Regions from separate parts of the Homo sapiens genome. Here all the other regions are linked to region 3. The links are chromatin loops, found by intact Hi-C in ENCODE. Cell type or tissue: GM12878. All regions are shown on one strand.

What was found. Hi-C counts contacts between places; a loop is a spot of excess contacts. Peaks named below come from ENCODE experiments on the same cell type or tissue, not always from the same donor. Only the 100,000 strongest peaks of a DNase experiment are listed, where the experiment ranks them.
Region 1: a loop joins it to region 3, with 7 times the contacts of the local background. A loop is called at or near these places in 4 of 110 quality-filtered maps.
Region 2: it touches region 3 in a loop (2.2-fold over the local background); 9 of 110 quality-filtered maps call a loop at or near these places.
Region 4: it touches region 3 in a loop (11-fold over the local background); 4 of 110 quality-filtered maps call a loop at or near these places.
Region 5: a loop joins it to region 3, with 7 times the contacts of the local background. A loop is called at or near these places in 2 of 110 quality-filtered maps.

Annotation. Positions count from the first base shown.
Region 1 is chrX:13,643,271-13,648,270 of GRCh38, reverse strand. No RefSeq gene overlaps it. Among named protein-coding and RNA genes, the nearest start is that of TCEANC, 7.4 kb to the left of the region's middle. In GM12878, a CTCF peak has its summit at 2,030 (motif pointing right); no DNase peak of the experiment used is centred here; H3K27me3 peaks cover 175 bases.
Region 2 is chrX:13,160,177-13,165,176 of GRCh38, reverse strand. It overlaps LOC105373134 (a long non-coding RNA gene), which reads left to right and starts at 202. Exons shown (of 3, transcript XR_001755798.2): 1 at 202-2,755. In GM12878, no CTCF peak of the experiment used is centred here; no DNase peak of the experiment used is centred here.
Region 3 is chrX:13,090,902-13,095,901 of GRCh38, reverse strand. It overlaps LOC105373133 (a long non-coding RNA gene), which reads right to left. Exons shown (of 4, transcript NR_171577.1): 4 at 107-259. Among named protein-coding and RNA genes, the nearest start is that of FAM9C, 49 kb to the right of the region's middle. RefSeq lists an enhancer at 4,986-5,000. In GM12878, a CTCF peak has its summit at 3,021; DNase peaks (open chromatin) are centred at 3,161 and 4,641; H3K4me3 peaks cover 1,092 bases; H3K27ac peaks cover 3,469 bases.
Region 4 is chrX:13,338,634-13,343,633 of GRCh38, reverse strand. LINC01203 (long intergenic non-protein coding RNA 1203) reads right to left here. Exons shown (of 7, transcript NR_045260.1): 6 at 3,535-3,708; 7 at 1,809-1,903. Among named protein-coding and RNA genes, the nearest start is that of LINC01203, 5.9 kb to the right of the region's middle. In GM12878, no CTCF peak of the experiment used is centred here; no DNase peak of the experiment used is centred here.
Region 5 is chrX:12,812,504-12,817,503 of GRCh38, reverse strand. The region is part of intron 4 of PRPS2 (phosphoribosyl pyrophosphate synthetase 2); the gene reads right to left. Among named protein-coding and RNA genes, the nearest start is that of PRPS2, 24 kb to the right of the region's middle. In GM12878, a CTCF peak has its summit at 2,881 (motif pointing left); a DNase peak (open chromatin) is centred at 2,873.

The sequences.
Region 1 (5,000 bases), 550 kb before region 3:
ATTTTGTTACTAGGGATTCTTCAAAATTCTCTTTAATCAGAAAAATATAGAACACTTACAAAATGAAATGGAACAAGGGGACACCAACTCTACTCAAAGACCTCTGCCTGCCTGCGCAGTTGCTGTTTCCATTGCTATGAAGAAATCCAAACTGAGGCCTGTCATCTGGGGTTTTGTTCTGCCAGAGTGGCTTGTAACCAGGAGTAGTACAGTCTGGAGGTGATCCTGACATGTGGACTGCCCCATGAAATGCCTCACTTCATTTTGGTTTTTGAGTCTTTGTTTTAAAGGGAAGTCGTTTTGTAACAGCAGTTCATCGGCATAGTGAGACATAAGCATTAAACATTGAAGCGTTGGTCGGTGCTGCTTCCTTTATCTTTCGTTCTTGCACCGCGTGGCCTCATGACTCATTCTCATGGACTGACACTATACACACCACCCACAGCTGTCCTTTCATGATATGACCTGGCATGCTGCCAGGAGGGCCTATTTATCAACAGTGACAATATAAAGGACAGCCATGTTCTCTTCTTAGTCTTCAGTGGGAGACACATTTGGCCAGAAGTATACCGTTCTGATTTACAGTGCCCAAGAGAAGCGCTTTGCCATTTCAGCCTCATTTTCTCACAAAAACCTAGTACATGGAGTTGCTGCACTATTTGGCTCATATAATAATGTTTTTTTTAAAAAAAATTTTAGTCATTTATTTTTGAGACAGAGTCTCACTCTGTCACCCAGGCTGGAGTGCAGTGGCGTGATCTTGGCTCACCGCAACCTCTGCCTCCTGGGTTCAAGCAATTCTCCTGCCTCAGCCTCTCGAGTAGCTGGGATTACAGGCAGGTGCCACCACACCAGGCTGATTTTTTTGGTATTTTTAGTAGAGATAGGGTTTCACCATGTTGGCCAGGCTGGTCTGGAACTCCTGATCTCAAGTGATCCACCTGCCTCGGCCTCCCAAAGTGCTGGGATTACAGGCGTGAGCCACTGTGCCTGGCAATAATGTTTATATTAGTTGTTCTTCATTTCAAACCTTGACTCAGACCCCACCTAGGTTTCTGGTTGCTGAAGAGAATGAAGTTGTCAACTCTTTTGTCGTTATGAGAGTAGATCTATTACACTGGTATGTGGCCTGGGATAATTACATGTACTCGATCTCAGATTTGCATGATGGGGTTCATTCACATGGTGGGCTTTGGTGAGTTTGGACCACCCAGCTTCAGCACACCTTCCAAACAGCCAATCAGGTGCCTATTCTGCCCTAGCCAGGTGGCAGCCAGATGACCCCAGCTGGCCCGATTGCACATCCTCCCTGGAATGTGAATTTTAAGCAGAATGATGTGGAGTCTAAACATGGTGAAAGATCATTAAGATGAGGGTGGTGTCCTTATGAGACCATTCCTCCAATGGCTCCTTTCCCACAGTTCTGCTTCTAGCCCAGCGGCCCATTTCCAAAGCTGGCTGGCTGGTCTCTCCCTCCACCTGTACATTCCTGCTATCCTTACTATAACTTCCCTCTGCTGGGTCTGTTTTGGTGGCTTGCTAACAGTAAACACTAACTGACACAGCCTGTCTTAATATGGCTGTGTGATTTGAGGGACATCAGAAGAGAACCCCTGACCTTACCATGGTGCTAGAATTCCTTTCTTACTCATTCCTTTGGATGAAGACATTGAAAGCTGCTATTATAAAACAGCAACTATTACTTAGGAAAGGTTACACTTGAAGCTGTTTATTTGCTATGCCTGAGTTATATTGTAAGGATCGTCTCCCTTGTCAGAGACCAATGGAATGGGACATAGGATAAGTAAATGTTGATGGGGAGAATTGGGAGGGAATGAAAGGTCTGCAAGATTGGATTCTTCGAGATCTTAAGGGTGACTGAATTGGAAGGTTCTGGGTACCCAGAAAGAAGCATGAGTTCATAAAACACCAGGGAGGAGAAGAAATGGAGCAAAGAGGGAGTAGGAGGAGATCCTGGAAACAGCTCTGCTGTTTGCCTGGTGGCAGCCACACACATGCAGTCACAAGGGGGCACTGCTGGAACTCTGAGAGAAGACTCCAAAAAACTGATGCAAGTGGAAAGCCGTTCACATTCATCAGGAGAGCTGGGTGAGGATAGCCTGGACTAATCCTAGGAGGAAAAAGACTTTTAAAAGAAGTAACAGGGATAGAAAAGGGAGACGTAGAAACTTCCATCATTGTCCAGAAAGACTAATAGATGTGGGGCAGGTGAGAGTTCCAGGCTCTTGAGCAGCAGGAATATTTCCTCAAACTTCAGCCCCTGGGCCCGTTGAACTTCCTCTCCAGATTCCCATGCCATTCACCTCCAGCAGCCTGGATGGCAGGCCAGTGAACACCCACAACAAAAGTCATCCGTGGCTGGATTATACCTGAGTCTGTGTAGCTTCAGCCACAACCTACCTGGCGCTGAGAGCTGAATTCACTCTAGGTGTCCCGAGTCATTCAGCACAATGTCAGACAGAAGAGGTTCATCTTAAGGGGTAGGGGGAGTAATACTTTTATTTTTGAAAGAAGTTCTTACTGAAGTATGACACATATATAGAAAAGTCAGTGTACAAATCGTAAGTGTACTGCTTGTTAATTTTCACAGTGAACATGTCCATTCAAAAGGCACCATGAAGCAGAATTACCAGCCCCCCAGAAATTCTCCCCTTGTGTTCCCTTCCAGCATCCCGCCCCCACCACGGGTAAAAGCATAAACAGAATCCCAACTTTACCGCTATAGATTAATTTTGCCTGATTTTGAAACTTAAGTAAATGGAAGTGTACAGTATGTACTTTCTGGCTTCTTTTGATCAATTACATATTTTTGAAATTTGTCTGTGTTGCTGTGGGCAGCGTTAAGCTATTCATTCTCATGTCTTCATAGTCCTTTATTGAATGAATACACTACAGTGCATCCATTCTAACAATGGACATTATGGATATTTGGGTTGTTCCACTGGGACTAATACAAATAGTGCTACTATTCATTTCTATTAGGTATATACCTAGCAGTGGAATTCTGGGTTGGTAATGCTATTTTTGGTCATAAATGATGACCAAAAATTTTAACCATAAATTGACAATGCCAAGTCTCTTGTATGATTTGTGTACCTGAAAAAGGCAATTTCAAATGTGTTTTGAGCAACATTGTCATTAAAATAAATATATAGGCCGTCAAAGAAATTATTGAGAAAGAAAGGGTAATTAGCTCTTACCTAATGACATTCAGCACTCTTAGTGGCCACAGAGTGGAGGAAACCAAACCAAACAAACAAATAAGACAACATAGAAATGTAAAACAATTTATATGACACTACCAAATTGATTAAAGATATACACAAGATAATTATTTTGGTCAAAAATATGCATATGTAACCCCTCTATCTTATGCATATGTAACCTTTCTGTCTTAAGCCCACTTAGGGGCAGCTCTTTCTGGCCCCAGGCAGACTCACCACCACACCATACTACTGCCTCCCAAGATGTAAGTCTATACTACTGCCTCCCAAGATGTAAGTCTATACTACTGCCTCCCAAGATGTAAGTCTATTTTACATCTATAAATCATTTTACAGATTTTTTTCATGTGCATATTAATACTAGAATTTTTTATGAAGCATAGATATGACATTTAAAAATGCCAGATTTCTAAAAAGGTCAACCTAGAACCCCATTCTCCACACACAAAAAGGACCCTTGCTTGTATGTACAAAAATCCCAAAGTTCATATTACCTTACCATTCCTTGACCAGACAGAATGATGAAGCTGCATCTACACAACTCCAGGACAACACTTTGAATAGAGACAGAACACAGCTATTTAGTATCTGTAGTCATGGTCTGATGGAATTAAAGAGAAAAAAGGTTGAGTTCATTTACGTTGGTTTTTTAGATGTTGACCCAGTCTAAGCCTTTTTGACATTTTTAGAGGGCCTCAGACTTGTCAAAGGAGTTTTTTTTGTATCCCAATTAAAATCAATGTACTGAGATAAATTCACCAACATTCAATAAAAGCCAGTTTTAAAAATAGAAATGTGTCTAGCCACTACCTCTACCCCCTATTCCTTCTTGGGGAGAAACTATCGGTGCTTTAGATTGTCAGGCTGATAGCTTTCCACCTTCCATGAGAACTGCCTTTACCCGAAATTATGCTAAATAGTCATTATCCAATTCATCCTGTCAGGTTTCCAAAACACGTTAATTGTTCCAAGAGACAAGCCCATTCGACTCAAAAAAAAAATAACCACTTTTAGAGGAGATTATCAAATTATAACATGTTCCAAAACTGTGATACTTCTCCCTCAAAATTTGGAATGATTTCACTCTATGTTTGTTTCTTTTGCAGAAATTAAATCACCTAACTGATATCTTATGGTCTGATTGGAACAGGATTTCAATAGCAGCCCTGGGAAAGTAAGTTCCAGAAAGTATACTTCTCTTCACTCAAGGAAAGGTAGCTGGGCCCATATAAGGGGAGAGTGTTATTTGCAATGTTACGGATTTGTGAGAGATCACCATTCCTATCAAATCTTTCTGTTGTCCCCTCATCTAATGAATTCTAGAAAGTGAAGAGTCTATGTTAGGAAGTGATTCGCCATAGGTCTGCCCATCTTATACACATAAGCCCTGGCAGCCTTTGTTCTGAACTATCTTTTCTTTTCTTTCTTTTTTTTTTTTTTTTTTTTTTTTTTTTGTGAGACGGAGTCTCACTCTGTTGCCCAGGCTGGAGGGCAGTGGCAAGATCTCGGCTCACTGCAACCTCTGCCTCCGGGGTTCAAGCAATTCTCTGCCTCAGCCTCCCGAGTAGCTGGGATTACAGGTGCCCACCACCACGCCCGGCTAATTTTTTTTGTATTTTTAATAGAGATGGGGGTTTCACCATCTTGGCCAGGCTGGTCTTGAACTCCTGACCTTGTGATCCATCCAGCTCGGCCTCCCAAAGTGCTGGGATTACAGGCGTGAGCCACTGTGCCCGGCCTCTTTTCAAGGATGTT
Region 2 (5,000 bases), 69 kb before region 3:
CATCTGGATTTTAAAACAAACTAGATCCCAGTATCACTAAAACCTTTATTTTCCTGTTTTCACATTCTTTGGAGTCAAAGCTTATTTTTATTATTTCATGACTTTGTAGTAGCTGAGATATATATCATATACAGTATTTTAGCCTTCAGAGTACTAAAAGGAATTTTGTTAAGTAATTCGTAGATAAAACGATGAGCTAAGTTATCTTACTAGCTAAATGATTAACACATCAAAACAGCTAGTTTCCCAGAGCTAAAAGAAAGGGTTTGGATTTGTGTTGGTAGCTGTTTGCAATTCAAATTAGTTTGTCAAGTGGTTTCAGATTCTTCAATCAGGGTCCTGAAGTTAACCTGGGGACACTGAGTGAAGGCTGTAATTGCAAAGATGTTTTCACATGGGTGAATTGGAAGCCCTATGGATGAAAAGCAAACGACGGAATAGGGCCCTGGATTGCTTGGCTGAATGGAAGGGAAAATGAAACAGTGAGTCGGTTGTCATTTTCTCTCAAGCGAGGCAAAGTCACTGAAGGGATCAGAGAAAGGTTTAAATGTGGAACGATCAATCTTAGATGTGATCTGGACTTCAGTTGAGTGGAATTTCTTGAATCCTTGATGTGAATGAGGAATGCGGAGGAGCCCATGCAAAAGCAGATTTACTGGAAAGGAGAACTGGAAATTTCAAGGGGTTTGTGTTTGTCATTGTCAACCCTTTTAGCAAATAACATTGATCATTAGGGTGGGTGTTATTGTTGTTGTTGTTTAAGAACGTACGAGAATTTGTAAAATGCAGAGAAGCAAAAGTTGGAAAACTAAAATTGCTTGCCACCAGAGATCAACTACAGCACTTAGGCCTATTTCCTTCTTACCTTCTTTCTTTCTTCCTTCCCTCCCTCCTTCCTCCCCTCTTTCCTTCCTTCTTTCCCATCCATTTATCCATCATCTACCTAGCTCTTTTTATATAGCTATTTCTTTATTATTATTATATCGTTATATATCTTTGTCATTTGTTATATAAAGTTTGCATTGTTGCTGCTTTTAAAATGTTTTGACCTGTAATCTTTAACTTGCAACCTTTAAGCCAGGGGGTCTTCTGGCTTTGTTAGGCAGGGTGGCTCATGGGAATTCATGGCCTCTTATTCTGGTAAAAACTTCCTTGCAATCAAGAATGTGGTGTTTTTTCTTGGTTTAAAACAAACAGAAACAAAATCACACAGAACTAGAAGAGTTTGCACTAAACATATATTTTTAAATTTCTGCCTGCAAAATTATGTTCCACTGCCTCCTCTTTGCTCAGTTTCCCCCTTATATCCCTCCAGATGTAGCCTCTGGAGTTCCTTGAGTCTCTGAGAGATTGTTTCATAGGGCAGGATCAGAAATGACTTGTCAAGATCCCTGCAGAAGCATCTAGAAAGATGGGTAATTTATAATTAAAACAATAAGTAATGGCGGTTAACATCTTGCAAGGTGTTATATATTTAATTTTTTTTTTTAACAGTCTCTTTTTACATTCATGAACTCAGCCAGGAGTGGTAGAAAGATAGTTTGGATTGTGAGTCAAGGTGCCTTGAGTTCTAGTCCTAGTTTTTTCTCAACTATTACCTTCTAAAAGCACTTAAATTCTCTGTGCCTCCATTTTCCTATATATAGAAGGAAGTGGGAGGGTTTGATGGTTAGCGGGCCAGATGCTTGCTGAGATCATTTCCAGGTCAGCAACCGCACTGTATTATGAAGGTTTTGGTGGCCCCATATTGGATGGGCATTATTTCCATTAACTACCAGTGAACAGTGCATTTGCCATGGGTACACGCTTAGATGGAACCTGATAATATACTAATTTGGTGAGGTTGGGGGTTGGGAGGCAGGGGAATCCAAGGTCTGATTTCCCCCAAGCAAAGTCTGCTAATGTTGTTCCTCTATGCTGCTTCTAGTTTTTTTGGATAAGCTAAGTGAATAGGGGTGTGTGCATATAGATATGCAGGATAATTTATCACACACATACTTCATTGGGGAACTGGCACCAGTTGGTACTTCCTGAGCAGCTCCAGTCAGTGCTTTCAGAGAAGAAAAAAAACTAACTTGTGCAGATGCCTTTACATGTATTATTCCACCTAATTCTCACAGCATCCCTTCAGGGTAGATCCCCTGTTTTGTAGATGTACACACTAGGGTTCAGAGTGATTGAGTAACTTGTTCAAAATGTGAACACGGATCCATAGGACTCTAGGGCCAAAGTACATTTCAGAGGACTCCACTTTGACTCACTCTACTGAGGCAGAGGGAAAAGAAGAAAATAAGGGGAAGAGGAGCAGGTGAAGAAGTGGACTAAAGGAGTTTCCTCTGCATGGTGCTGTCGCAGAACTACTCTTACAGATAGTGCAGCGCAGGTGTGGGTCAACAAGCTCCTTTCCTATGCTCCTTTGCCACGTTCTATTGCCTTTCTTTTGGGATTATCAGGTTTCCCAGGGCTCCCAGGCTTTCCTATCCCTCCCACTAGCACCCCATCCTGATGAGCCATTACCAATATTTCATGTTCTAGAATCATCTCGTCTTCTGATTCCTGCAATAGAAGCTTCCTTTTCTCTATATGGTGGATTCAGCTAAGTGGAAAGCAATCTGACTGAGTGGATCTATATGAGAATGTGAATGCCTAAAAGGTTCTCATTATTAAGAAGGATGTTGATATGTGAAAATCTGACAAATGCCATTGCAAACAGAAACTGGGTGAAGAAAACAAAAATTCAGGCTGTTGGGAGAAGGTGAGATATTTGGGGACTGAGAAATGTCAGGAGCCAGTCAGTAGGAAGTGGAGTGGATGTTCCAGCTACAATTCCATGGCAACAGGGGGATCTGAAAAGGAATCTCAAAGGTCCCTAATAAGTAAGGGGTTCCTGTGTAGGAGAGCATCTGTGTATTAAAAATAAGGCTGATCCCAAGCTGAAACAAAAAACAAGCAAATTGTGATATTGTGATGTATATTTGGTCTTTGACCCTGTTTCCTGGCATACAAATCCTAAAATCCTTAGAAATTCCAAAGTGTTGTCTTTTTGTACCCTAATGAGTTGACTGATAGCAGGCAGCCCCTAGGCAGCTTCAGGATGGGGGTTTGTCACCCAGAAAGACTAACTTTTAGCACCACTCCCAACCTCCAGGGAAGGGAGAGGAGATGTTGAGTGTATCACCAATGGCCAATGGTTTGATCAATCACGCCTAAGTAATAAAGCCTCTAGAAAAACCCAAGAAGACAGGATTCAGAGAGCTTCCAGATAGCTGACCACGTAGAGGTTCCTGGAGGGTGGTGCCCAGGGAGGGTATCAAAGCTCTGCACCCCTTCCCTCATACCACGCCCTACACATCTCTTCATCTGTATCCTGTGTAACATCTTTTATAATACATGAGTAAACATAAGTGTTTTTCTGAGTTCTGTGAGCCACTCCAGCAAATTAATTGAACCCAAGAAAGGGGGATTGTGGGCAACCTGATTATAGCCAGTCGGTCAGAAGCACAAGAAAAATAACCTGCAGCTTTTAATTGGTATCAGAAGTGGGGGTGGGGGCAGTCTTGGGGACTGAGCCCTCAACCTGTGGGATCTGACACTCTCTGGGTAGAGAGTGTCAGAACTGAATTAGAGGACATGCAGCTGATCTGCTCCTTGATGTGTAGAGAAATGCCCCACCCCCCCACCCGCCACACACACACACACACACACACACACACACACACACACACACACATATTTGGTCACAGAAGTTTTCTGCATTGTTGTTGAGTGAGGAAAAGTAAAAGCGCTTGGAGTGTGTGTGTGTGTGTGTGTGTGTGTGTGTGTGTGTTTCCACGTTCAGACAAATGAAAGGTGGAGCAGTGGTGAGAGAGAGCAGACAGTCCATTGAATTTGGACCCACAAAGGCCCCCTGCAAGAGCTGCTGGTGTTTGCTCCCAAATTGCAGAGTACATGAAGACAATGTGTTTCCTGCTTTCCAGGGCATAGGTTAGTACTCATGGCCCTGGGCCTGGGCATTCAGCCACATCTGTTGGCCCTGCCACGTACTCAGGGGTGGGAGGGGAAAGCAACTTCTGGGAATGGCTTCCTGTTCCCTGCTCCTGGAGCTAAGTCCAAGAAAAGAAAAAGAAACCAATTTCACCTTTTCCTCTAAACGTCATTGTTATTGACACAACCGTCTGCAATGATCAATTAAGCAAATCTGAAGACTCAAATGCTTTTATGCTTCTTATTTAAAAGTTGCTTAGAATTTATTCCCTAATTCCAGATGAGTTACCAAAAGAGAACGTTTAAGTGACTTCTCCAAGATCACTGGACAAGGGGGTGGGTCCAACCCCTACATACGTAGCACATACAACTGGCCTGATTGGAGGGACCATCCAAGAATCTTCCTCCTCCATATTCTCACACAACTCTCTGCCCCTTTGCAAGTGCCTACACTTTCCAGAATTGAGAGTCATTCCTCAGTGTCTTGAGAGTCCCTTTATTCAAGTCCAAATCCTAGGGCAGGAATTGCACTTGAGCTTTTATCAACAATTTACCTAGTGGAACCTTCTGCCTCATACCTCTTTCTGAGACAGATGTCTGGAAGCCAGGCCTTCTGGGGATAAGGCAGGAATGGGATGCTTCACCCTATTGTGGGAGAAGAGAAGACTGGAGATGGGAATTTGCCAAAAACAAACCTTGTTAGGGGCCTGTGCTGCTTCCAGCTGGATAGCTATCCCACACTGCAGCTTTATTAATTAATCTTCCTCTTGGGAGTGTGTTTTAAGTACCAAGCAATAAAATAGTCTGGGAGTTGACATGTTTAATTAAATTGAGGTTTATTTCAACTTATTTACTATCTTCACTGATTCTTTTACCTATCTCTGGTCCCCAAACATAAGCAGCCCCAAGGACTGGCCCTGGCTCCTTTTTTCTATACACTGTTAATTTGGATCACTCTCACTCTTTCAGGTTTAAGAATCACAATTGGGAGGCCATACCTCCCAAGTTTGTCACTA
Region 3 (5,000 bases):
GTGTTCTGTTTTTGTTCAGAAAATGACTATCAACACAACAAGAGAGCAGTGGAAAAAATAAATGTTTAAAAACAAACCAAAAAAAAAAATAAGAAAAGAAAGGGAAAGATATTGAATCACCCCATTGTTTTGATTTCCTTGTGCCAACGACAAAACCTGAGTGATTGACATTTCTTATTTGCTGACTTGATCAGACTATTTGATATCACACAGACATGGCAATTTTTCCCGTGGCAATCCCGGGGTGTCATCTCAGATTCTGTAAGAAAGGACCAAGGAATATATAATTGTATCAAGCTGCCATTTAATGAGGCACTAGATGCATCTCACAGACAAAGGTCAAAGTTTGAGATAGCAGAAGGGTTGGGACTTTAGGTAATCTGAAAACAAGCACTGTGTATCATTAGAAAAATTGTATGAAATGCCTATTTGGGTGAAACGAATTTTACTTGTGATGAGTAATGGCTGTTGTAAAATATACCTTGTAGAGAAACAAGCTTGGACATTTCTGTTCTTCCTTTTAGCATACCAGCCTTCAGTGTTGTGACACTATAGGGTCTTAAAATACTTGCCCCTGTTTATTTGCTTTTGCATAGCTGGTCAGGATTTTGTAGAATTCAGTGGCACTCCAGTGGGGAGCAGCTGGGACTCAGGAATTCACTTTGGAAGGGAGCTGGCAGCTGGGAAGACCAGGCAGTTCTCTTTGTGCTCAGGCCTTAGGAGAGTTGTGCATTTGGCAGGGGAATGAGACTTCTTGGATACTCAGAAAGGACACCACAGAAAGATCTGATTTTGCTCGTTCTACATATTCCACATGCTTTTCACTGCCTGCAACTGTCATTTCAATCAAGTTTTCATTACAGGGGAAATTTTCCTCTTAAAATATTTGCTTTCATAGGAATTCTGTCTGTGTCAGCACTGTGGTCAACCCCAGTGTCAGGAAAGTCCACTTTTAAAGATATGGGTTGGTGTGAATGCATATAAAATGATGTGAGAGTGTATTTACGCAGATGTGAGTTTGCTGGATTCTTCGTACCTCGTGACCCTCTAACTTTCTGTACTGCTGATTCAATTAACCATGCCTGTGGCACAGGAAAGAGATACTCTACTCTTTAAAAAATTAATACAATGAATGGAATTGGGAAAATAAGTGAAGAAAGATTGTAACTGTTTCATTTTTTTTTTCTAAAAAAACCCTTTTTTTCTCATATCCAAATCAAAAATAGTGATACTAACTTCTATTAAGTTAAACAGATGCCTTCTCTACAGCCCAGCAATTTTACTCCTAAGTACATAGCCAGGAGGAGTGAAAGCACAGGTCCATAAAATACACCAGTATTCATAGCAGCTTTATTCACAATATGCCCAAACTGGAAATGATCCAAATGTCCATCAATAGAAGAATGGATAAACAAATTATGGCATATTCTTACAATGGAATAATACACAGCAGATTAAAAAAAGAAAGAATAAACTGATACAATCACCTGGATAAATCTCAAAAACATTATGTTAAGAGAAAGAAGCCAGATGCAAGAGTACATTCTGTACAATTTCATTTATATGAAGTTCACAAACAAGCAAACCTAGTTTATGGGAGTAGAAGTCAGAATAGTGGTTCACTGGAGTGTGAGGGGCATGGGGGTTAATTGACTAGGAAAAGGGAAAAAGGAAGCTTTCTAGAGTGATGGAAAGACATAGATGTTTGTGTGGTCAGTGGTTTCCAGGAGGTATATTTAGGTAAAAATTCATCAAGCTATACACTTAAGATGTGTGCATGTTACTGTATGTAAATTATACCTCCATTGAAAAACAAAACATGGATAATGATAGTTGTTGCAGGGCTTACAGCAAGTATGGGATTACTATTAATAAGCATCAGATTCGGCTTTGTGCTTTTTGGCCACTCGTCATAAAGAGACCTAAGTAATATTTCTCATAGGATGGAGGAAGCACACATTAATCATTGATTGTTTCCTGTGTGCCTGATACTGTGCGCTGGAGGCCTTGGGAGACTTCATAATAAATCAGATCAGGCTCCTGCTCCCCTGTTCTGATGTACAGGCAGTACCTTCTATACCAGGCTGTGAAAAACACTAGACTGTGTTTGAGTGTGATTGTGAGCGTCTGAGTCACAGTCTAGTATAGAAGTTACTGCATGTACATTGGTGACAAAAATTCAAGGTAGAAAGTGACAGGTGACTCAAACAGGTTTGAACCAAGCACTGGGGGTGTCATATGCTTTGCCCGACATTCAGTTGAATTGTTGACTGATAGAGGCCGGTGAGGGGGCAGGTGCCATGTTTTCACAGGAAAGGGTGCTTAAAGGGTGGGATGGGAAATGTAAATGTATCAAGGAAAGTGCAAAGGAAATTTCCATTCCCCTTTTTCTGGCTTTGCCTGCATGGAAGAGTTTGCCCCTCAGCCTCAGAGGATCCATCTGGGGGCCCCAGGAGTCTCAGGGTAGATTAGTCTCCTATGGCTGCAGTAACAAATGACCACCAACTTGGTGGCTTAAGACAACAGTTTATTCTCTCACAGTTCTGGCGGCCAGAATTTTGAAATCAGTCTCGCTAGGCCCAAATCAAGGTGTGGGCAGGGCCACGTTCCCCCAGGAAGCTCTAGGGGAGTATCTGATCCTTGCCTTTTCCAGCTTCTAGTGGCCATCCATATTCCTTGGCTTGTGGCCTCATCACCCCAATTTCTGCTGTTGTTACATCACCTTTTCCATGTGCACGTAGATCTCCCTCTGCCTCCTTCTCTCAAGAATACGTGTGATTACATTTAGGACCCACTCAGATGATACAGGATAATCTCCCCATCTCAAGATTCTTCACTTAATGACATCTGCAAAGACCACCTTTTTTCATAGAAGGCTACCGGGATCAGGATCTGCTATCTTTAGAAGCCATTATTCAGCCTGCTACACAGAGCTAGTGCCGCCCTCCACCCCTGCCCCCTCACTGCCCACTGCCCACCTTGGTCCTGATGCCTGCAAATGGAGGCAAACACTGACCTCTCTCTGTCAGAAACAAACATGCAGTAATTAAAACGCGTGTTCATGGTCCCGCCTTCTCTCTTTCACCTTCTGCATAGTTGTATGGGCTGCCAGCTTCCTGGTTGCAGAATGACTCTTTGAAGAAGCCCCAGACGGAGCTTCCTCAGAGCTGTGGGTGGAATGTGCCCAACCAAGACTTGAGGGCAGGGCTTCTCACCGCAGCACTTTGTGGCAGGAGCTGTGCTGTGCGTTGTAGGATATTTAACAGCATCCCTGGCCTCTACCCACTAGATGCCAGTAGCACCCTCGCCTCCCCAACCCAGCTGTGGCAACCTAAAATGTCTCTAAACATTGCCAAACATCTCCTGGAGGGCCAAATGGCACCCAGATGAATCCCACTGCTCTACAGAGTGAAGTGGGGCCTCTCTGGCCCTGGGGGGTGGGGCTGGGCTGCTTTGCCACCCTTCTCTTTTCTAGGTCTCTTGAGTTTTGAGAACATGGAAGGGCCATGTTGCTGGGTCTCTAGTCTAGCCCCTTTGTCCTCAATCCTGCTGGGGAGGGGCTTCTAGAGCTGGGTTTCCCAAGACTAGGAATAACTGGGGCCCTGAATGAAGGGCTCAACTGGTGGATCCCAGGATCCCCTCTGACCAGACAGTTCTGGACCTGAGACAAGCTGAACAACCTCTCAGTTTTCTTTCCTTAGGGTCCTGAGAGGCAGTGGAAGTTGGTGTCTTGGACACTGGGGTCCCCGGGGGCATTCTATACTACTTACAGCCTCTGTTCTTGGTAGTAAACCCAAGAGAACATCTCAGTGGAGTAGAGCAAAGAGGCTAAGAGTGAGGGGCTTTGGCAGCTGACTGTTCAGAGTGGATTCTTAGTTCCACTCCTTATAAGCTCAGGCACCTGGGGCAAGTTACATGCACTGCCACAGTTTCTTCACTGCAAAATGTGGATAGAATTGAATCTCCTTCATAGGATTGTGGTGAGAATGAAATGGATGATACATATCAAGTGGTCAATAAATAGTCACTTAAAATGAGAATAACTTTTATCATATTTGTGTCTTATCTCTCTGTAAGATTTGATCATCCTCCTCAAGCAACCCCTAAGAAGATATTTCAAAGGGTGCATTTAGTTCTTGCCATCTCTGAGAAATGGATCTCTCCTACACATACATTATAGATAAAATACAATCATCCATGTGACATTCTGTGTTCTTCAATATCCCCATAATCTCATAAGCCTCTCCTGGTCAGTACTGCACAGGCCGAAACTAGATTCGGTTTTCTATGTACTTTCCTGTAGCCAGAAGCTACAGTTAAAGCTTGTTTAAAAAAAAAAAAAAAAGTAAAAACGAAGTTTTCTACACTGGCTGCTCCTTTCTTTGCTTTGAAGCTAGACTGTAAGTTCACAGGTAGCCCCAAATGCATAAAGATAAGGCTTCCTTTATAACAAGGAAAGAGAGAGAGAGACAAATCCCAAAGGCTTGCTTTTCACTCACATATATTATAAATTTAGTTGGATGAAGCAAGATTACAGCCAAATATGGGCAGAACATGCAGAGAAACCTTAACTGTGATTGGCTCTTAACTTTGCCCCAAAAGAAGAACATTGTGGTTTAAACATCGCCGTCCCAGGAAGTCTTGAAATCAACTGAAGGGTTTTTCAAATTTGTTCTTCATCATTTAAACCAGACCCAAGCCCACTCTCATTGGTTGCTGGAGGAGCTGAGACTGAAGTCTGTGCTGACATTTTCAACCCTCGTTTGACAGGATAATTAGAGGAGAAGCCCCCGGTGTTGGTGACATTTGAGTCTCAAGAGCTTCCAATCCCAGTGTTGGATTGAATTTCAGTTTTCTTTCTTGCCACGCTGCCAATTTGTACTGCTGTAAGCTGACCAGCTTACACACTGAAAAGCAAAACGCAGTTCAGCTGGTTTTAAAAGACCCATTGACAGCCCAGGGCTTGTAAAACGATGTGTACGGGTAGCTTCAGCTGGCCC
Region 4 (5,000 bases), 250 kb before region 3:
CTCACTTATATGTGGAAGCTAAGCTATGGGTATGCAAAGGCATACAGAGTGGTATAAAGGACATTGGAGACTCAGAAGGGAGGAGGTAGGAGGAGGATGAGGAATGAAAAACTACATATTGGATGCAATGTACACTACTTGAGTGATGAATGCACTAAAATCCCAGACTACCACCATGCAATTCATCCATTTAGCCGAAAACTACTTGTACCCCTAAAGGTATTGAAATTAAAAAAAAATTTTAATATATATTTTGACATATTTTGAGGTGGCTGTTCACAGGGCCTGCCAACAGAAGTGGCCTGCAAAGCTATCTTGTGTGAAGGAGATTTGCAACTGTAGAGGGAGTAAAATGAAGTAAACAACAGATGCTATCATGTATTCTTTGAAACACCACCCCACTCTCTCCCTCTGGATCCAGGAAGGATCACCTGGGAGTCTTGACACTTTAAAGGCCCTGCAGAAACATTTATCACAGGCTCCCATCTCTTCTCTCTGAGGGATTTCAGAGAGATTTCATCTGTGAGATTTCATCTGCATAACAAGACCACCTTTACTAGCCAGGCCTCCTCTTCTCTCTGTCCCATAACCTGTCTTGCCACCATAACCTGTTTTGCTATAATCCAAGTCCTCATTCTTGCTGTAACCTCAAGATGGTATAAAAGTGTCAACCCTCTAGCCATTTCTTTGAGCTTGTATGACTTCCATACACATGTGCACACAATAAAATTTGTATGCCTGTTTTTCCCGATAATCTATTATCAGTTTGTTTTATAAACTCAAATGACTGAAACTTCAGGGGAAAAAATTTAAACTTTCCTACAGTCTCACTTATATGTGGAATCTAAACAAAGTCAAGCTCATAGAAGCAGAGAGTAGTATGGTGGTTGCCAGGGGCTGGGAGGTGAGGAAAATGGGAGATGTTGGTCAAAGGGTACAAACTTTTGGTTATAAAATGAGTAAGTTCACCAGAACTTATGTGATCTAACATACAGCATGGTGTAACATACAGCTGTATGTGATCTAACATACAGCATGATCACAGTTAATAATACATTCTTGTTTACTTGAAATCTGCTAAGAGAGTAGATCTTAAGTGTCCTCACCACACACACACACACACACACACACACATATACACACAGAGATAACTAGATATGGCGATGAATGTGTTAATTTGTGATAATCACTTCACAGTGTATGCCTATATCAAATCATCACATTGTACAGCTTGAATATATATGAATTTTGTTTGTCAATTACACCTTAATGAACTAGAAGAAAAAGTAAAAGGATCCTGGATCACTTCAAAATATAAGCATGGCCATGATTGTGTGAGAAAATCAAGAATGCAGCTAGGTACATGTTTGAGTTTAGAGTCTGTGCACAGGTTGGGTCTTCAGGCCTAATGAAGGTATCCTAGAGCAAGTAGTGGGAAACATCACCATGTTGAGCCTGCTTGGAGTTGGGTGGGTTGGAGTCAACTGTGTGGATGACATACCACAAACTCCAACTTGATTTGGAGATCCATCTCTGACAAGGCAATGATTTAGAATAGGGTTCCTCAACATTGGCACCACTGTCAGAGCATTCTTGGTGATGGGAGCTATCCTGTGCATTGTACAATGTTTGTAGCAGCATCCTTATCCTCTACCCACTAGATGCCGGTATCACTCCACTTGCCCACCCTTACACCGCCTCCCCAAGTGGTGACAACCAAAAATGTCTAGACATTGTAAAATGATGTCCCTGGGGGGCAAAATAGCACCTGGTTGAGAACCATTGATTGAGATGAGAATGACCATGAATAAATTTCACCATTGTATTATGCCTGTATTTCTGCATTTTCAAAGTGGAGATACTATTTTTCCAGGTGTTTCTTCTAAAGCTTTTGTTTGGATTTCTGCGTCAGAAGAAGGAAATGAAAAGAATGCCTTTAAGAATCTCCTATTCTCTCATATCCTTCCTTCTTACTCATGCTTGCTAGCTTTTTTCCCTCTTCCTACTGAGAAATAAGTAATGTTTTATTGAATTGGTTTAGGTTTGCAGTTTCTGTTTCCCTGCTTCACTAAGAATATATCAATAGATACATACTTTGCCACAACAATAAAGAAAAAATACTTTCTGACAGGTGGTCCAGGCTGGACTTCATTTTACAAAGCATTCCAAGGGGGCTGGGCGCGGTGGCTCACGCCTGTAATCCCAGCACTTTGGGAGGCCGAGGTGGGTGGATCACCTGAGGTCAGGAGTTTGAGATCAGCCTGACCAACATGATGAAACCCCGTTCTACTAAAAATAGAAAAAATTAGCTGGGCGTGGTGGTGGGCGGCTATAATCCCAGCTACTCGGGAGGCTGAGGCAGGAGAATCACTTGAACCCAGGAGGCAGAGGTTGCAGTGAGCCGAGATTGCACTACTGCACTCCAGCCTAGGTACGACAGAGTGAGACTCTGTCAAAACAAAACAAAACAAAACAAAAACCAAACCCCCGCAACACCCCCCCCCAAAAAAACCCAAAGCATTCTAAGAGATTTCATTTTATGAAGTATCACAAAAGACTTCATTTTCTGAGCATCAGGAAAGTTGTAAAGGTATGTTAAGTCTTCTTCAAGCAAAGGACTGCTGGGCTGAAGCCCCAGGCCTTCTGTTTCCTTGAGGACTTTCTGTGGCTTGGAGGAAAAGCGGAAACTCTCTCTCTCTGGGCATTCTTTCTGCCTAAGCCCACCAGGGAGCTACATAAGCTTAATTAATGTTTGTAAAACATTTTTGAGATGAAAAACACCATTAGCTCAAACCACTGCTATGAAAAGTATTGTTTTCGAAACTGCATCCACACATTAGCTGTCTTAACTAGTCTTGAGGGAGACAGAAAGAACCAAAAGTACCAAATGGTGACAGAGGAGATGATGAAGCCCTAATGGGACTCCTGGCTCCAAGGAGGAGCAGTGCTGGATGGATTCATTCCTATGTGTGCTGTATGTGTCCTGCTTTCCAGAACAGCCTCCAGCAACTGATTATTTACGTGAGTAAATAACAAAAAATGCTGTTTTATGCCCGGGATGTTGCTGAAACAAGAAATCAGCATAGTCTCATACCCAGGGTGAGAACCAGGAGACAGAATTGGCTAGCTGGTGAGGGTGCATCTGCTAAGAGATTTAGACAGTAAAGGATGACTGTCAGAGGCCATAAGGCCCAGGAAATGTCCTAAACACACGGCTGCTGAGCACAGACAAAGCCTTTGTGTTGTATAGAAAAGAATCCCCTCTGGGCACAGCCCTTTCCCAAAGCCATGGTGAGACAGCCAGGTGGGAAGGGCTCCCTGGCAGAGCCTCCGACCGACCTGCACACTGGAAGGAGCGCGCAGTGGGGTGGAGCCACAGAACGTCCAGCTTTTGCAGGGGAGAGGAGCCTTGCCCCTCCTCTTCCTCGGTGGTACCTGAGAAGCCCACGGGCAGGAAGCACACTCTCTTGCTTTGCTAGGTGTCTCTTTTCTCCTTTTCTTCCTTTTCACCCAATAAAACCGTGCCCTACTCACCCTTCAAATAATCTGCAAGCCTAAATTTTCGTGGCCGTGTGACAAGGACCCCGTCTTCAGCTGAACTAAGGAAAAGTCCCCAAACAATGGGAAGAAAGGCAGGGAGTAGACATCCAATTTCCTGGCGTGGATTGTGGAGGGGTACCATGGTTCTGACCAGATGTGTATCAGGAGCTTGGAATTCATAAGCAGAGAGGTAAAGCAGAGCTGAATTGAGGAGGTGTCCCTTCGAGCTGGCATGGTTTGGTAAGCAGGGTGTGACCTGGAATTTGGCCCTCGATCTAGCTTTTACAGCCTGGCATTCTGGTGTGCTGCATAACCTGTGTGGCCAAGTGCTGGGCCTTAGAAGACCAAGCCTAGCAGGATGGAGTTGCACCTCTGAGCTGCATCTCTTTAAATTGCCTCAGAAAGAATCTGGAAGCTGCTGGAATACCTACTACCAAGGTCTTCCACCAGATTTCTGGCATCTTGCCCTTCCCTCCCTCTTCAGTTAGTTAGTCCCAAGTCACCACTCCCTTGTCGGGAGACTTGTCCCAACTACCTTCAAACTGTATAATCCTTCACTACCATCACTGATGACAAGAGGAGAGCTTGATAAAACTCATGAAGCCTTGCATTTATTTGTGAGTCTGTTATAAAGTTCTAAAGTTCAGCACTTTATCTTTCAATACGTTAGGGGAAAAAGTTATAAATATATCTGCTTCTGAGAACTTTAAGCTTCATGTTTCATGTAATAATTTATCTTTCATTCCAGTGTTGGTAAAAAACATATTTTTCCAAAGAATCCTGGTGTCTGTGGCTTTATTGGAGGAGACACAGTATTTTTAAATATGAGAGCTTCATCAGAGAGTGATTTTCTGGCCTATGGGTTTGAAGACATTTGGCACAGACAAGTAAGTGAGGTCACTCTGCTCTCTTTTAAAGACTGTCCATTGCATTTCAAAGGAAACCCAAGCTCCTCCTCACGACAGGCAGGGCCTTAAAAACCTAGCCCTTGCCTCCCCTTGGGCCACTTCCATCCCTGCACACTGCCCTTCATCCACACTGCCTCTCTCTGTCCTCTGGATATGTCGTTTCCCCTTGCTGTTCTTACAATGCTTACACCTTCACTCTTTATCCGACTGGCTCCTTCTTGTCATTCATTCTGTGCTCCCCTCAGAAAGAACTGCCCTGACCACCCAATTGAAAGAAGTCCTTTCCCCAAATTACTGTCACCTTACTTTAGGATATTTATTTTTAAGTTAAAAACATTTAAATTTCTATTTTTTCATCTTCAGTGTCCAGCTGGAATGGATATTTTTATAGCACTTATTACTCTGCAGTTAATATATGTCCTCACCTCTATATTCTCTATTATGTCCAGGGTGACTATGTAATGTATTATCCAAACTGAGACACTCTTGAGAGTGAGAGCTATTAATAATTATAATGAGACAATGAAATAAGGTGAGACTCTCCCAGGGACA
Region 5 (5,000 bases), 280 kb after region 3:
CGGCTAATATTTCCTTTTTTTTTTTTTTTTTTTTTATGAGGAACATCTTTTATTTCTTGTAAAGAGGGGAAAATAAGATTTTTTAATATTTCTCACTCATAAGATTTTTAAACTCTTAAAAATGCAATATCCTCTTTTCAAAGCACATGCCATCTTAAAAAAATCTTAGCAATGTACATTTGCACTCAAAGAAAAACATGGCAGCACCACTGTCTTCTGACAAAATTCTGCATAAAAAAACCCTATGCAACTTTTTGCAAATATGTTCCTTCTTTATTATTCAGGGACACCAAACCACAAACATTCAGTGCAATATTTATTGTTTTTTATTTCCGTAGGAAACACAGGACCAATGATGTCTTCTGACAACTGTTTCCTGATGATTTGTTGGGTTTATTGGATCTGAGGATCCTCGGATCCAATAAACCCAACAAATGAATTCCCAAACAATCTTAACAAAACTATAGAAGACCAAGAAAGCTTAAAAGAGACAAAGAATAAAGACAAGTCACCTAGTAAGGATGGCCAAGTCCTCAACTTCCCCAATGGAAGCCAGAAGTTATGGAGTCATATCTTCAATGTGATATGAGAAAATAACTCTCAGGCTAGGAGTCTATACTCAGCAAAACTGCCTTTCCAGAAGGAGAGCAAAATAAAGATAGTTTCAGCCAAACTATACAACCTGAGAATTTATTTCTAACATATAACCACTTAAAGAATGCAACTTAAGCAAAAGGAAAATCACCACAGATACATTGAGATGTGGTGAGGGGCAGGGGCAGAGAAAGGTAAGCAAAGATATTGATCAATATGTGGACAAATCTAAACAAATGTTGATTGTACAAAACCAAAATAATAATAATGTCTACTTTGTGGAGAAGGAAAAACTAAAGCATATAGTAGCTAAGCATGGTGGCTCACACCTATAATCCCAGCATTTTGGGAGGCCGAGGCAGGCAGATCACTTGAGCCCAGGAATTGGAGACCAGCCTGGGCAACATAGTAAAACCCCATCTCTACAAAAAATACAAAAATTAGCCAGGCATGGTGGCATGCGCCTTTAGTTCCAGCTACTTGGGAGGCTAAGGTGGCAGGATTACTTGAGCCTGGGAGATCGGGGGCTGCAGTGAGCTGTGATCGCGCCACTACACTCCAGCCTGGGCAACAGAGCAAGACTCTGTCTCAAAAACAAAAAAACCACATAGTAAGGTGGTGGTCATAAATCCAACTATGTCAATTATCATAAAAGAAAAGGGACCAAACTTTCCAGTTAAACACAGAGACTGTGAGATAAGAGAATAAGACATCAACGTCCTTGAAGCAAAGGGAATCATTACTATATTGAGGTCCATGTTTCTCCTACCCTTAGAACACTCATCCTACCCTTAAAACACTCATTCTTCAGGATGCAACCAAAACCACAGTAGCCCTAGCAGATACCCTTTGTTTGTAAACTTGTCTAGCTGTCAACAGTTTCCTTACTTAAAGATTTAATTAAAAAAATTAATTTAAAGGCCAACAAAAATTTTGCTCCATCATCACCTTAAAACACCTACAGTTCAGCCAGGCACGGTGGCTCACAGCTGTAATCCCAGCACTTTGGGAGGCCGAGGTGGGTGGATCACCTGAGGTTAGGAGTTCAAGATGAGCCTGGCCAACATGGTGAAACTCCATCTCTACAAAAATACAAAAAGTAGCCGGGCATGATGGTGGCTGCCTGTAACCCCAGCTACTTGGGAGGCTGAGGCGGGAGAATCGCTTGATCCCGGGAGGTGGAGGTTGCAGTGAGCCAAGATCACGCCATTGCACTCCAGCCTGGGCGACTGAGCGAGACTCCATCTCAAAAAACAAACAAACAAAAAAACACGTACAGTTCTATTATCTACATGCCAATGTCATAAAAGCCACTCAAACTCCAGGTAAGGAAAGCTACTTTCTGGGAACATGAGACAGGTTTTCCCAAGACACATGAACACCTCGCACAAAATGTCCACATACATTACCGTCTGCTTATTTGGTAACGACTAGGCAGATTTGGGCATGACAGGATACCAATCCACAGCCCAGCACTGGGAAGCACTGCCCTTTGTGGTGGAAGTTCTATACCGGAGAAGTTAAAGCAGAACCTGTTTTCATCTCTCTGCCAGGTGGCGCCTGTTCTCACGAGCCTGCTCACAAGCAGACAGCAGGGTAGGCATGGAAGTGGGACTGGGAAAGAAGGTGAGCTCTGTGGTTCTTGGCAGTGGGGGACACAGACATCTCACTTGAGTGGGGAGCCCTAGCCACTAAAAGGTATCCAATGGTAATGTCAGAAGAAGAAGATAAGAGAAAATACCCCTGCAAACAGCTTCCTGGGTTGTTAGAACGCTATGATTTCCTGAAAAAGCTATAGGTAACTCTTCTTTTCCTTGTATATCATGGAGACCTAATACATACTCCTAACAAATGATGTTGACACAACATACCACACTGAAATCTTAGGCAGAAAAAGGCAGAACGAAAATTATATACATACAGTTTTGGATTTCTTCTGGGCACATATTTACAATCTTTTCTCTGTGGGTGCATGTGCCATATCAGCTCCCCCAGGAGAGACAGATACATAGTACACCAAATTATTCATAGTGGCATCACTGGTTGAGATATAAAGTGTTAAGATTTTCTTCTTTCTACTTTCCAAATTTCCTATAGAGCATCTTCAAAGATTATGTAATCAGAAAAAAAGTTAAATCTGAGTTATCTAGTTTTACCCTCTTCCCATACCACTTTTAGGTTGACACTTGCTATCTCAGCAGTGGTAGGTAGGTTTCTTAGGTTTAATTTTCTTTCCGTGGTCAACCCAACCAAGCTACAAAGCCTACCCAAGAGTGACCTCCTGTGGCAACATTCAGTTTTACCCGGAACGAGTCAAGCTTCAAAGCTTTTTCTAAAGCAACAAGCTCCAATTGGTCAGACAGAAATTTACAGTATTTTATTTTGCTAACTATGACCTTTTGCATCAAGCAAAGAAGTCACAGATAATGTCAACTGCATATGTCATGTATTACCCGCAAGGCTGTTCTGAGGAGACTGTCAGTTGGGGGCTAGAATATGAGGATGACAATAATGTGTAGCAGAAACACTTGGAAAAGAGAAAGGAGGTGACAAAAATTCTGAAATGTACTTCCCTAAAAAGCTTGATTTTCCTGGCAGAGGGAGCAGGGGTGATTGAGTGCAGACTGCTTGAAAGGAGGTCTCAACAAAACAAAACAGCATCTCAACCCCAGCCATTTATTCTGTTTACTTTATTCTGCATTTTTTTAAAAGTAGGAGTTGGCAAATAGCTATCTATTTGAAATGGGGAACTCTGTATATGATGAAAGATGCCATTTCAAATCAATAGAGGTGGATTATTTAATAAATAGTTTTGGAAAAACTAGACAGTAGAGTCGGGGGTGGGGGGGCTGGATTCTTATTTCATTCTTTATTCCAAAATAAATTTCAGATGGAAGTAAACTTGGGACATTAAAAAAGAAAAAAATATACAGAATCATGGGAGAAGACAAATTTTAAGAGAAGGATGACTCCTACATAAACTCAGAAGCCATAATGTGAAGAAAAAATAAACCTGACTACGTAAGAAGGTTTTTAAAGTCCTGCAGAGAATAAAAATACAAAATAGGAGAAGAAATGAAAAAACTTGGAGAAATATTTGCAACACACATGAGAAACAGCTGTGATCTCGTCTATGCAAAACTGTAGACAATCCACAAGAAACGTCCCAGCCAAGAGAACAATAGGCAAAAGATTTGAATAGAGACCCATCTCATGGAAAATCAACATACCCTGGTGAGGGCACTACCCTCACCCACAGCAACCAGAGCTCACAGGAAGAGGATGCCATAGATCACCTACCTGATCTGGAAGTAAACTGCCTGATAACCCACTGTGTGAGCAAGGCTGTGTAGAAAGTCACTGGCATCCATACATGATGGAATGTCAACTGGTATATTTTTTGGAAAAGACCATATTTTGGCACTGCCCATCAAACCTAAAATGGCTCATGCCTTTTGACTCGGCAATTCCACTTCTAGGAACGTATCCTACTAGCACACGTGTACAAAATGTCAAAGCAACGATATTGCTTCACAACTGCATTTAAGAGTGCAAACAACGGCACCTACAAATGGGGAAGAGGGGGCCTGACTGGTCACAGGAGCTGTGGTACATGCACACAAGGGAATATTGCACAGCTGCACAACACGACTATGGAATCATTGTTAAGATACAGCAAGTGAGTTTTTCAGAAAAGCACAGTGAAGAACTGTGTACATCGCATTGCCATTTGCGTGAAATAAATAGGCAGATATACGCTTAAATAACACAATTCTGACACTGGAAATAACGGTGGCATTTAAAGAACAGGGATGGGACACTTTTGTACTGTCTGAATTTCTGCTAAGAGCATGTATGATATTCTTAGACTATGTATATAAAAACAAGGTTGGGGGAGGAAAGAAAGATGGTCATACAAATTTGTGGAATCTACTATTCTTTGGGCTGAGTAGCTGCCAAAATAACATTTTCTGGTTTACAAAGGTATCTGCCAGACACAAAGGCCATGTTCTATACTACCAATTGATATACAAAGTCTCCAAAAGATAACCCCATAAAGATAGAAAGTAGATTCCTGGCTGCCAGGGATAAGGTGGGGGGAAGTAAATGGGGAGTGACTGCTAATGGGTACAGGGTTTCTTTTTGGGGTGATAAAAATGCTCTGGAATTAGATAGTGATGGTTGCACAAATCTCTGAATATGCAAAACACTGCTGAACTGTACACTTTAAATGGGTAAACTGTACGTATTTGGAGTTTTTTGGTATTTTCTTTTTCTTTTTTGAGACGGACTCTCGCCCTGTCACCCACGCTGGAGTGCAGTGGCGTGATCTCGGCTCACTGCAACCTCCACCTCCCAGGTTCAAGTGATTCTCCTGCCTCAGCTTCCTGAATAGCTGGAATTAC